2 separate regions of the Mus musculus genome follow, and region 1 is linked to region 2. The links are chromatin loops, found by intact Hi-C in ENCODE. Cell type or tissue: left cerebral cortex. All regions are shown on one strand. Each heading gives the region's core, and the rest is flanking DNA. Links, peaks and the distances in the headings are about the cores only.

The links. A loop is a pair of places that touch in the nucleus more often than their neighbours do. Peaks named below come from ENCODE experiments on the same cell type or tissue, not always from the same donor. Only the 100,000 strongest peaks of a DNase experiment are listed, where the experiment ranks them.
Region 1: a loop joins it to region 2, with 10 times the contacts of the local background. A loop is called at or near these places in 16 of 42 quality-filtered maps.

Annotation. Positions count from the first base shown.
Region 1 is chr14:55,818,808-55,825,046 of GRCm38, forward strand. It overlaps Nfatc4 (nuclear factor of activated T cells, cytoplasmic, calcineurin dependent 4), which reads left to right and starts at 5,988. Exons shown (of 10, transcript NM_023699.3): 1 at 5,988-6,239. The coding sequence starts at 6,230. It overlaps Gm41159 (a long non-coding RNA gene), which reads right to left and starts at 4,782. Exons shown (of 3, transcript XR_874646.3): 1 at 4,391-4,782; 2 at 4,047-4,117; 3 at 1,221-2,148. In left cerebral cortex, for the core only: a CTCF peak has its summit at 3,831 (motif pointing right); DNase peaks (open chromatin) are centred at 3,854 and 4,734; H3K4me3 peaks cover 1,662 bases; H3K27ac peaks cover 1,802 bases.
Region 2 is chr14:55,915,379-55,923,165 of GRCm38, forward strand. No RefSeq gene overlaps it. Among named protein-coding and RNA genes, the nearest start is that of Sdr39u1, 19 kb to the left of the region's middle. In left cerebral cortex, for the core only: a CTCF peak has its summit at 3,514 (motif pointing left); a DNase peak (open chromatin) is centred at 3,493.

The DNA of each region.
Region 1 (6,239 bases), core at 1,240-6,239, 97 kb before region 2:
TCATAGCTGGGGAATAGAGTAGTGTAGTGGTATACATATGCCCAATCTAGGGGTGCAGCTTATAAATATTGTAACTGAGTTGTGTGGTTTTTGCATGGGCTTATTGGGGCTGGGGATATACTGCAACACTTTCTATCATACAGCCGTTTACCTACTGATCTACCCATATATATTTGGCATTACTATGTATTTGAGGTAAATATATTTGTTTATTTATTTATTTATTTATTTACAACCTGCATTTCTTTATGTGTGTGTGTGTGTGTGTGTGTGTGTGTGTGTGTCTGAACGCATAGTGAAGGGGGCAATGCCTGTGCTAAGGTGTATGCCTTTAGGTCAAAAGACGATCTTGGTTATCTCCTAGCCTTCCACCTGGAGATAGCACCTCTTTGTTTGCCTTTTTAAACTATATCAGGTTAGCTGGCCTGTGAGCTTTCAGAGCCTCTCCTGTCTCAAGAGTCTTCTCATCTTGCCTGAGAAATAGCAGGATTGCAGAAGCAATCTACCTAATGCACCCTTATGTGGGCTCTGGGGATTTGAACTCAGGTCCTCACAATTGCACAGCCAGAGTTTTACCCACTGAGCTATCTCCTCCACCCAGTCTCTTTGTTTCTTTCTTTTGACAGAGCCTCACTATTAGCCCTGGGCTGGCTTTGATCTCTCAGTGTAGACCAGGGTGGCATTGAACTCACAGAGATTTGTTTGCTTTGGTGTAGCATGTTGGGATTAAAGGCTTGCGTCAGCACGCTTGGCCCTGCATATCTTTTCTGGCTATCGATTATTATTGGTTTAATCACAACCAATACTAAAAAAAAAATTCTTATAGAGTTTTTGATTTTTATTATTTTCTTGAGAAAAGATCTCACTATGTGTGTATGTTTTGCTTGTGTGTATGTCTGTGTACCGCATGCATGCCTGGTGCTCTCAGAAGCCAGAGGAGGGCATCAGATACATTGGACCTGGAGTTACAGATGGTTGTTAGCCACCATTTGGGTACTGGGGAACAAAGCCTGGATCCCTTGGAGGAACATCAAGTGTTCTTAACCACTGAACCATCCATCTTTCTAGACCCAACCTAATAATATTTTGTTTTTTAAAAATAACACACTGAGTCCAATTTATGTTGTGCATGTTGTTGTGGATGGGCCTGGTGTTGTTTGTATGTTGATGCTAATTCCACTCTCCTGGAAGGGCCTGGGACAAGGAGTGAGTCATACTCAGGTGACTTCTTGTGAACCAATCCCCTAATGAATAAAGGAGCCAATCACTGGGCGAGTAGGTGGGACTTTCGGGTTGGACTGAGGTAGAGAGGAAGCAGGAGGGAGCTAGGTCCTTTTGGACAGGGCTAGTATGAGGACAAGATGTAGCTATGAGTATCTCCCGGTTTCAATCACCTGAGGATTTAGATTTAATAAGGCTTACAAGATTAGAATGTAGAACTTCACATTTAGAGAACAGTTTGACACTTCTTTGTGGGGCGGCGGGCTGTGAGAGGTAGCCTGGCTCCTGGTTGAGCTAAGGCTTGAAACCCGGAGATTCTGAAGGGACAGTAGGCATTTTGCCTATTTTCAGGCACCAGTCCCGTCACATAGCTACACCCCCCCCCCCGTAGAGAGGTTTGTAGCCATTAGTCATGTAGGAGCAGCACCCTAAACCTCCCACAGGTAGATAAGGTATCCCCAAGCTCTCAGACCAAGCCAATGGGAAGTACCTGCTGTCAGACCCTGACCCACCTAAAACTGTTTATAAGGATCCTATCCAGAAGGAATAAAGGTGTGTGAGAACTACTCTGTCGTCTGAGAGCTTTTGTCATAAGAGCTGTAACACCATCGCTTAGGGAAGAGATCTACTCACCTGAACATGTCCCCAGAAGCTCCCCGCACCCCTCATTGGTTAGTCAGCCTTCTGCTGGCTCAGCCTGGCCCTCAGCACAGAGTGACTGGTGCAGTGTCTTGGAGCAACTGAAGCGGCAGAGTTGGAGGTGGAGGCAGCTGCAGTGGCGGAGGTGATTCCCCTTCCCTGCTCCCGTTGGCCTGAATCCTCTCACCTGGCTGGGCAGGAGATGTTGGTGGGAAGCCTCCAGGACCCGAGCCCACACTCCGAGGTAGGTTTACCACTGAGAGCTACCAGCCATGGATTTCCGGTCACCTTTACAGTACCAAACAAGCATGTGTTTGGATCAGACCTCAAATCCAACCAGAAAGAAGTTGGTTACCCCCAAAACATTCATGATGCTATTGCTGCCTCATTGTAGTTCACAGGGCTCAGGTCATGGTAATGTTGTCGATGACTCCCCGAATCGCAGCAGGCAACGTGGGATTTCCCAGGCCTATGAGTAATTGCCACTTTCAGATAGATGCACATGTACTTATAGAAGATCTATAGATAATGTTCTCTCCCGCCCCCTTTCTTTTCTCACAGACTCTTGTTATGTAGCCAGGACTGGCCTCTAACTGGTACATCCCCTTGTCTCAGTCTCCTGAGAACTGAGATTACAAGCCTGACACGAGATCCAGCTGCCGTTTATTAATTGAGGACATAAAGGCAAGTCAAGAAAAAGTATGTTGGGCTGGTGAGATGGCTCAGTGGGTAAGAGCACCCGACTGCTCTTCCAAAGGTCCCGAGTTCAAATCCCAGCAACCACATGGTGGCTCACAACCATCCATAATGAGATCTGACTCCCTCTTCTGAAGTGTCTGAAGACAGCTACAGTGTACTTACATATAAATAATAAATAAATAAATCTTAAAAAAAAGTATGTTTACCATGATCTCGTGCACATAAAAGATCGTGTTTGTTTTCAAGCATATACTAAATAGATACAAAACTGGACTATCAGAAATAACTACATATTTTGTCTGACTTGGATCATTTACAAAGAGAATGCATTTTGTATAATTAAAAAAAAACTAAGGTCCACTTTTTTTTTTAGGTATTTTCCTCATTTACATTTCCAATGCTATCCCAAAAGTCCCCCATACCCCCCCCACTCCCCTACCCCCCTCACTCCCACTTTTTGGCCCTGGCATTCCCCTGTACTGGGGCATATAAAGTTTGCATGACCAATGGGCCTCTCTTTCCACTGATGGCCGACTAGGCCATTTTTTGATACATATGCAGCTAGAGACAAGAGCTCCGGGGTACTGGTTAGTTCATATTGTTGTTCCACCTATAGGGTTGCAGATCCCTTTAGCTCCTTGGGTATTTTTTCTAGCTCCTCTATTGGGGGCCGTGTGACCCATCCAATAGCTGACTGTGAGCATCCACTTATGTGTTTCCTAGGCCCCGGCGTAGTCTCACTAGAGACAGCTATATCAGGGTCCTATCAGCAAAATCTTTCTAGTGTATGCAATGTAAGGTCCACTTTCAAATCTATAGAATAATACCTTTTAGAATACAGAACACAAACAGGGAAAGGCATGATTAGTTTAAAATTCCAGCACGTGGGAGGGGGAAAGACAAGGATAAAGAGGAGTTCCAAGACAATCTGGACTACTTGAGACCGTCTCTAGAGCAGTAGTTCTCAGCCCTCCTAATGCTGCGATCCTTTAATTCTTCATGTTATGCTGACCCTCAGTCATAAAATTATTTTCGTTGCTACTTCCTAACTGTAAGTTTGCCACTGTTATGAATCATAATATAAGTATCTGGTATTTCTGATGGTTTCGGGGATCCGCAGGTTGAGAACAGCTGCTTTAGAGCAACCAAACTGAACGAACAGAACAAAGCAAAAAGCAAAGTCTAATTACAAGTGAACTCTGTTCAGGTGGGTACGCTAGGGGGCAGAGGAGGTATAAAACCCACAAGGTGGCAGGAGAAACCGCCAAGAGGAAGGAAGGGCAACTGTGCTTTGTGGTCGCCAGGGGGCAGTAGTGTAGGACAACCTAAACTTAACTACCAGTCCTCGACCTCAAGGCCAATGTGGACAAATCAGAGGTCATATGTTCTGTCCCTCTGTCTAAGCTTCGGCAGACTGGAGAGTTTGCAATAGAAGATGCCCTACTCCAAAATAGTTTGTCTTTCTGAGAAATCATTGACATTAATACCTCACTCGCGCCAAACTGTTCTCTCTTCTGCCTCCTTTCTTTTGCAACACCACGGTGGGGAAATTGAGTCACTGGGAGGAGAAGGGAAAGAAAGTCGAAGTCAGCCAGCCCTGGTCTTCCAGACGAGGGAAGGGGGAGGGTTCTCCAGGAAAACAAAGCGGGGTGGGTGGGGAGGTGGTTTGCTGGGCAGAGGCTGAGCCAGACATATGGAGAAACACTGCCCAGGATCAAAGGAAATATGACATTTGAAAAGAATGTGCGCGTCTGCTTGTGCCGCTGAGCGGGGGGTATGAGGGAGCAGGGCCCCGGCCGAGTTTCCGGGTCTGTTCTCCTTGGATTCCCACCTCTGCCCACCCTTCTCTTAGGTGCAGGGTGGTAGATGTTCTCGAGGTGTTCCTCGCGCCCCCTAACCGTGAGTTCCTCCAGTTCGGAGGTGAAGCAAGACGGGAATGTAACCTGAGAAGAACCCAAGGGGAGAGAGGGGGGCGGGGAGGGGGGAATCAAACCAGGCCCTCTCCCGGCTCGGCCTCGGAACATTCTTCTCTCCCGCCCGCCAAGCTTCTCCTCCCTGCCCCTCCCGCCTCGCGGCCCTGGGCTTGCAGCCGGGGCAGCGCCGCACGTCACTGGGGTCCCCGGGGGCTGGGGGGGTCCCCAGGACTGGCTCGAGGGAGGACTGAGGGGAGGGAGGGGCGCCGCCTCCGCCGCCAAGGAGCTGAGGCCCGCCAGGCCAGCCCCCCTTCCCTCTGCCCCGCAGAGCCTGTTTCTCATTAGAGTAATGGGCGCGGTCCCCGCCCGGCTCCCGAGTGTTTGTAAACGTCTGACCAGAGGGCCGGCGCTTAACCCTTTAGGTGCTGGACTGGGGTTTGCTGTTGGGGGACGCGGGTCGGAGCCTGAGAGATTTAGAGACTGGAGATTTGCCAGGTTTATTAGGGAAGTTTGGAGCATGTGGTAAGCATGCAAGGAGAATGGTGACTGCTCCCCTGTCTTGCAGCGCCTCCAGTCCGAATCAAGAATCTCCCGTTCTATTCTTTCTCTTCCAAATGGGACCTCTTTATGCTCGCCCTTCCTAGAAACTCCTGACCGGGTCTTCCTTCCCTGCCCAGGTGACAGGTGTCCAGCCGGTGGGCCTAAGTTTTTAGCTTCTGGCCTTTTCTAAACCCGGCCAGGAATTTAGGATGGCCGGGAGCAGAACGTCTTGGGATCAGCGAGCCCAGAGATCTGCAGCTTTTGGGACGAAGGAGCCGACTATCTCCTCCAAGGCTAATTAATGGCCTATCTAGGTGGCTGGGACAAGGGTATCAGCAAAGCCTGGCCTGGATCTACGCCCAGCGGGCTATGGGCCTTCAAAGGCTTCCTGGGGTTCGAAAGTTCTGAGAGGCTTCTGGGACAGCTAGAAGTTCTTCATCTTAAGGGAATGGTGGGGGGTGGCTTGTGGAGGTGGTGGCTAAGAACTGCAAAGGCTCCTTGGAGGTCCAGGTAGAGTGGTCTCAGCGAGGGTGGAGGAATGGCCTCCTCTACAGAGCAGCTCAGAGCCTCTCTCAATCCCAGATCTCTCTTCAACTCAAGATTTGGATGGAAAGGACAGTGAGGTGCCCTTTCTTGGGAGATTTTGGCTATCCTGCTCTTCAGAATGTACCGTGGGCCTGCTACAATGGGGGACGGGTGACAAAAATATGGCCTCTTTAAGGCGAGGGGACCCGGACCTCCCCACCCCCTACGCTGGGACTAAATAGGCTGAGGTTTGGGCTTTCGGTGGGAAATGATTGTCACAACTGTGGGCCAATAGGTACCATTAGGGTTCTATAACGTTTGAAGGGACCATTTTCCAATTCAGTTTTTTCTCCCTCTTTGGAGGGGGTGGGACTGGAGAGATGACCGGGGGCGGGGGGGGGGGGAACTAGGGGCGCGTGGTTTTCCCATCTCATCCATGGAGGAGGGGCCGGTGCATCCCGGGTAACCAATCAGAGACAGGCTGGGGGGGGGCCGCTTTGAAGAAGTTTGGGAGAAAAAAGTTTGGAAAAGTTTCTATAATAACGAGGGGGCGTCCGGAGGGAGGCGGCAGCGACAGAAGAGGGGGCGTCTCAGAGAAAGGGAGGGAGGGAGCTACCCTCGCGTGAAGCTACAGCAGCGTCCAGAGCTTCCCCCTCCCACCCAGGCGGGACCTGGGGGCTCCGGCCGGATCCATGGGGGCCG
Region 2 (7,787 bases), core at 1,525-6,524:
GGAGGGGGCTGTGGTTGGGATGTATTGTATGAGAAAAGAATAAATTAAAAAAAAATCTGCAAGCTGGGTGTGGTGGCACATGCCTGTAATACCTCATTCAGGAGGCAGAGACAGGTGAATCTCTGAGTTTGAGGTCAGCCTAGTCCACAAAGCAAGTCCCAGGACAGCCAGAGCTACACAGAGAAACGCCTCAAACCAACCAACCAAACGAAACAAACAAAACAATAAACAAACAGACAAATAAACAAAAATCTATCCTTTGTTATACTTGACATTTTGATTGAGAAATTCACCTGTTTTGTGACTGGTTACTGCTTGTTGCTGGTCCCTGTTGTTTGTCCTTGTCACAGTTTTAATTATTCATTGTGTTGTTGATGGACCTTGAGTTGTTCTGCAGAACTTGGTGTTGCTCTTATTCATGGTTTATCATCACCCAGTGCAGATATCTGGGTGTGTTCTCAGGTGTGGAACTGAGCATTCCACACATACGAGCATTGCACACCTTCATAAGGAATTAAGGCACTGTGCAGGCAGCCAGCTGTCTCTACAAATTGTATATGTTTGGTCTTTGTGCTTCCTACATATTCAGGTAATATTTAATTTAATTTCTTCTCAGATCTCTGACGGGGTTGAAGACTAGTTATAGTCTCATAATTGAACCTAAACTGTTCAGCATTAAAGAAGAAGTTCCAGATGTGAAAGGATGGATTTCAGATGGCAATGCAAGTTAAACTCAGCATAATTCAGGCACGGAACTGTAAACTCTTTAAGTTAGGAGAGATGGTAGAATGCTTTATCTAAATTGACAAATATGATGGACTACATGTTAAATGTATTTCATACTTTATAATTTACATAATTGTTATAGTTGTGCCTAATTTATATTGAGAGAAAGAGCCTTTTTAATTGGGCAAAAGGGGGAAATGTTGTGGGTTGCCCTGGTGCTGTTTGTATTCTGATGTTAATTCTGTTTCCACGAAAGGGATTGCCCACAATGGATCAGCCGTCAATCCCATAGTCAGGTGATCTCATGTGAACTTTCTCCCCATCCTAACTGGTCAATAAAGGCTAGAGCCTGTGCTTGGGCAGTGGAGGGGGAAGGTGGGATGAGAGATTTGGGGGAGTGAGGGAGAGGACAAGAAGAGAAGAGAGAGAGGACAGAAGAGGAGGAGGAAGAGGAAGAAGAAGAGGAGAAGGAGAAGGAGGAGGAGGAAGGAGGAGGAAGAGGAGGAAGAGGAGGAGGAGGAGGAGGAAGCCATGATAGAGCAGCACCAAGTGACCAAGAGAAACCACAAGTCAAAAAGGATCTCATAGCTGGGGAATAAGTCAGTATATAGCACCAGATTTGCCCAACCTAGGCACATAGCTTATAATTATAATAACTAGACTATGTTTTTATATGGGCATATTGAAGTTGTAAATTATTATAACAGTGGATAAGAGTTCTTGTTTCTCCCCCTGGAATTATCATCTTTTCAATTGTAACCATTCTTGTGAGTGTATTACGCTATTGCTTTGGGGCCTATTTTGTGTTCTCCTGGTAACTAATGCAGTTCAAAGGTCGGCACGTTTATTAGTAATTTAATTACTAACAGTAGCTTAAACATGTATTATTTTGTTAATTTCTTTGTTCAAGTCTTTTGATTTTGCTTTTATTGAGTTGTCAACTATTTATTTTATTTTTTTTAAAGATTTATTTATTTATTTTATATGAGTACACCATTGCTCTCTTCAGACACACACCAGAAGAGGGCATCAGACTCCATTGCAGATGGTTGTGAGCCACCATGTGGTTTCTGGGAATTGAACTCAGGACCTCTGGAAGAGCAGTCGGTGCTCTTAACCACTGAGCCATCTCTCCAGCCAGAGTTGTCTAATTTTATCTGGATTTACAGAGATCTCCCTTCTTCAGCTTCCTGAGTGCTGGGATTAAAGGTGTGTGCTGCCATGCCTGTCCACACCTGTCCATCTGACCTTTGCTTATCATTGAAATGCATACTTTACAAGTTGTGTATGTGAGAGTTCTTTGTTCCTATTTGTAGACTAAGTTCCAAGGAAAAAGCCACACCTGTGTTAAGATTCCACAAAGGCTGATTAGAGCTTTAGAAAAGAGTTGGAATAGTGCAGATTCAGAGCAGATTATTCTGGGTTATCTCCATCTCACTCATTGCCCATCATCTGCATCTGACCTGACATCCTCTGACTATCAGACAAAACCTCTGGGGGTGGATTTGTAGTAGACCACAGCTTTACACCAGCCATGTGCTCGGGATGGCATCAGAAAGCATCCGAATGCCATGGCAAATTTTTCTGCACTTTGCTGTAACCTGTCCATCTGCTGTCTACACCAGTGTGTTGGTAAATACCTTGAGTCACGACTATCTCTTGTTCTATGACTATAGAAACATGCAAGCATTTTCCATGGTGGAATAGTTTATTCAGGGCAATCTGAATTCTGGGTTCCTCGGCTATGGCCACTCATATTTGGCTCAGAATAAAGTCTTCGGGTGACAGCTGTGGTCTGTGTCTACATACATGTGATACACCCCCCCTCACTACGTAGCCCTGGCTGGCCTGAGCTTCCCTTGCCTCTGTCTCCTGAGTGCTGGGGTTAAAGAAAGCTCTTGCCTCCACACATGGTTTAGACAGTGCGCCCACTCTGTGCCTTTCCCTTGCCACTTGATGGCACCTTTTGATGACTAGAAATCTTTCTTATAGTCCAATTCATCAAATAACTTTTATTTCAAGACAATAACTCTCAATTATGGAGTGACTTTTTTGTACCCTTCAGTAGAAAATCATATAAAATAGAGGATACTCAAGTAAATATGGATACTAGGTAAACAGTAAACAACAACAACAACAACAACAACAACAACAACACCTTTCTGATTAAACGTAGGGCCATGTGCCTCAGCCGTATCCCCAGCCCCAGTCTTCTTGTGTAAACTTACAACTTTGATTACGTTTTGTTTATTTAGTGTGAATGCACTTATGCTCGCACAGTGTGCGCATGAATGTGTTTGTGTATGTGAGGAGGTCGAAGGCCAGCTTGTAGGGTGAGCCATCTCCTTCCACTCTGTGGGTCCCAGGGATTGAACTCAGGCTGTCAGACCTAGCTCAGGCGCTTTATTCACAGAACCACCTTGATGGCCCCATAGACTTTTCTATCATTTTGAGGTGAGAGCTTTCTTGGTTGCTCAGGGAACCAAGGGTTGATCCCTTCTGCCACAGCCTCCTGAGAAACTGGAATAACAGGTCTGTGCCATGGAGTCCAGTGTGAAAGATACCTCACTATTTTTCTGTGTGTTTACATGTGTACGTGTGGATGTTTGTACTTTTTCTTCTTTATCCAAAGTTCAAATTTAATAGGACATCTTGTTTTTCCTCCTTCCCTTTTAGGTCTTTCAACTACAGACCTTTTTTGTTGCTGTCTTGGACACATTTTTGTCATAATGGGCGATAAACAAGGACTTCTGCTGCCATCTAGTGGACAGATGCACACATGCTGTATAGACAGGATGTCTTTTGTGGCAGGAATTTATTAGTCCCTACCGTGCGAGGCAGAGAGCTGGCTTCGTGCTGTTTTGTGTGTGGAGAAGAAATCTGCCTGACCTGCCACTTCCTAAAAAGTGATGCAGGTATCTTCTTAGTGCATCGTCAGGGAGTTCTGCTTTGTTATTCACCAGCTCACGATCAGGAATTGGTTTTTGAGTCCACAAATGGGAGTCAGATTTAATTCATGGCATAGTTGTCCTTTCCCCTCCCCTGAACATCCGAGTGCTTATATGCCAGTGGGTCCCTTTCTGGACTCCATCTCGATTTTTTTTATTGCTTTAGATGATGCCTTTACAATACCACATTATTTAACCACAATACAAATAGTTAGATTCCTGGGCCTATTTTAGATTGGTCGTTCCCTCCTAACCCCCACCCCAGAAACAATCCCTGAGACAAAGATCTGAATACAAGTATTTTATCAGTGATGTGATTCCTAGAACTATTCCTGGAGCAGGGAAGAAATGAAACAGAAGGAAAGAAGAAAGAAAGCACAGTGCATGTTGGTGAGAAATTAACCTCTGCGGGCAACTGAGGGGTTACATTGGTTACCTGGGGACTGTGGGAGAAAGTGATGAAACTGGGCTCTTCATGCGCTAGTCTTCAACCATTATGATGAAGCTACTTCAGGGACATTTACTTTCCAATGTTGGTTGTCTGCTCTGGTCTGCTGTGTGCTGGTTGAGAATATTCCTGTAACCGAATAAAGGTGGAAAGGAGGGAGAAAGGGAGGGAAGTTAAGGGGAGAGAGGGAGAGAGAAAGAAGCAGAGAGACAGAAACAGTGACACATACACACAGACACACACAGACAGACACACACAGACACAGCACACACACACAGACACACACAGACACAGCACACACACAGACACACACACACACACACACACACACACACACACACACACACACAGAACAAAGGGAACAAGAAGGTCTTCTCAAGATGTCTGCTCTGGTGAGTATCGTTGGCAACCCTGGTAGGACAGCACTGGCCCCAGCTGCCCTCCTCCTGTGCAGGGGTCTGCCCCACTGATGCCCCATACCAAGTTCCTTTCAGTTGCCTTTTCACTTTTTAATGAAAAGCTTTTGAACGGATAAAGAAAACAAGGTGCATATGCGCAATGGAATTTACTTGGTGGTAATGAAAAATAAAGTACAAATTTTGTGGGAAAATTAGATGGGATTGGAAAACATTATGTTAAGTGAGGTGACCCAGCTATGGCAAGCTAATGGTTCATGTCTTGCATATGCAGATCCCGGCTTTGGGTTTTTATGTGTGTGCATTAACGTGGGAGCGAGTGTGTACATAGACCAGGGAACTAGAGCAGGGTCCATGAGAGGGGAGGGGTTTCCTGGTAGTAGGAAGGGAGTCGAAGATGTATGATATGAAAGAAGGAGGTGGAATGCTGGGGATGGGATTGTTTAGGTGGGGGCGGGGCAGACAGAGGAGGAAAGGATGGGGATGCTGCAGGGTGATGGCTGGGCCTGCTGGTAATGACTACATCTGGAGTTAACTAAAATCCGAGGTTGGGGCCGCCAGTGAGGGATTTTTTTTTTTCCCTAAAATCATTTGAAATGTGAAGACCCACTTTTAATCTAGATCTTCTGAGTTGGGGAAATCCACCTTTAATCTGGGCCACACCTTCGAGTGGCAGCCATAAAGGATGTGGGAGAAGGAAGATTCTGCTCTTTGCCTGCTAGCCCTCAGTCTCACTGGCAAGCCCATTTCTTCAGTGGCATCAGAGCCCACGTCTTTGAGATTCTAGTGTGTGCCCCAAACCAGCAGAGACATTCAGTCCTGCGTATTCACCAAGAACTGAGTTCTTGGACCTTACGTTGGTAGACAGCTCTTGTTGGACCACAGTCTGTAAGCCACTCTAATAAATCATACATCTATGTCTACACACACACACACACACACACACACACACACAAACACACACAAACACACACAAACACAAAAACACACTTATTTTATAAGTTCTGTTCTCTTCAGAACCCCAATAATACGTTTGGCTCAAACTAAGAGTACATGAAAAGCTGACACTTAGCAAGCTAATGAAAAGATAAAATTAGTAGCAGAGAGATGGCTCAGGGGTTAAGCACACTGGCCACTCTTGAAGAATTCCCTTTCCAGCACCAGTGTCAGGCAGCTCACAGCAACTTGTAACTCCAGCTCCTGGGGATCTCACCCTCTTCTGGACTCTGAAGGCACCCACCCACATGTACACACATCCCATCCGCCGACGTGAAACTAGATTGGAGATGCCACGCATAGGCGGGTAATGCTGTCCCCAGAAGCTACGGGTTCTGAGATGAAAACCACAGTGTCAGGGGCAGGCTACCTTCTAGGCCCCCCAAAACAATAAGACGATTGGCAGGGCTGTTGGCTGCCCAGCAGAGCTAGACGGTACGATTGTGGCTGCTGCTGGGAAGACTGAGGAGATGGGCAGGACTGAGAAGGGGACAGACTGTCTTCCCCAGGGAAGAGCACACCAGTTGGTTATCTATACCAAGTGGTCAGCTCTGAAAATACAGACAAGTAACATTATAGAGAGCAGGATGCATTTGTATATGTATAGCTGTAACTAACTATATAAGACCTGAACAGGATCAGGCCCTTGGACATCCTGTCATGGGCGAGGGACTCGCAAGGCCCCCTCTCTTTCTCAGGATCAGATACTTAATGGTCGCTGGAAGAAGAAGAGGTATTTAGGTTTTCTTCAACGGTAAGGCACTCATGTTCCTGGAAGCAACCCAAAGAAACCCATTGGGTCACACACACAAATATGTGCATTCACACACATGCATATGTGCATGCACAGACATGCATGTGATTATAATCTCAAAAATAAAACAACAACAACAACAAACCCTTGTAGGCCAAAATGTCCCTCTTCCCTTACAAAACTGGAAGATATCAGCAGGAATAGGAACAGAAGAGAGAGAGATGGGGGTAACTGTGATCAAAATTCATTATATATGCATATGAAAATGTCATGATGAAGCCCATTATTATGTATGATTAATGTGTTAATAAAAACATAAAAAGAACCTTATAAAATCCTTATTAGGATTCTCCAGAGAAGCAGAGCCAACGGGATAAATTATATCCTCTGTACATTATAGGTATGTATACATGTAAATGTAATACACAGATATATGAGAGAGATTTATTTTAAGGATCTGTCTTACACCTTTTGGGAGCTAAGTCCAAAATCTGTAGTGATGACAAGCAAACTGGTTGGATATTCAGGTGAGAGCGGATTCTGTAGTCATGAGTCTGAACCTCACAGGGCAGCAGATGGAAATTAAAGCAGGGCTTATTTTGTGTGTGTGTGTGTGTGTGTGTGTGTGTGTGTGTGTGTGTGTGTGTTTGTGTCTGTGTGTCTCTATGTGTGTCTGTGTGTGTGTGTCTCTATGTGTCTGTGTGTCTCTATGTGTCTGTGTGTGTCTCTGTATGTCTCTGTGTGTGTGTGTGTCTGAGTGTGTGCGTGCACGAGCCTGCGTAAGTAGAGACCAGAGATCAACACTGAGTGTCTTCCTCCTTGTTTTTTTGAGGCAGCCTTTCTCACTGATTCCAGCTCTTTCGCTGGCGGGTGAGTGCCAGGGACCTGCCTATCTGCAGCGGCCAGTTAGGTACCACCACACCCAGATTTTTATGTGTGTGCTGAGGATCTGAACTCAAGATGAGAGGCCAAACCTACTTAGGGGGGGAAAAAACACAGAAAAGACAGTTTAAAGAGCGGAAGCAGCAGACTTATGACCTGACAAAGATCCTGTTGACAGCCACGGCTGGACTGAATCAGAAGTCTGTAAGAGATGCCCGAAACAGATGGCTTCCAGAAAAAGAGATAAGGGGGCCCCTAAAGATAAAACGCCTCCACTTGAGAAAGAACCAATGTGCTTTTTATAAGAAAGAGGGTCACTGGGCTAGATAATGCCCCAAGAAGAAAAAGCCTATTCAAACCATCACCTTAAAAGATGCCCAGGGTAGCCCTAAAAATAGAGGGGAAACCCACCAGCTTCCTTGTTGATCATAGAGCCAAATATTCTGTCTTGCTAGAACCTAAAGATAAAGTCTGTCCAACAGTTTATGAGTCATCTCTTGGTGACAGCAGAAACCAACCAACCAAAAAAAAAAATGCCTAGATGAGAGCCAGGAGCCTCTGCCAACCACAGGCAACCTCCCTAAACCTGGGAGAAACATATTAAGAGAAAGTCAGAG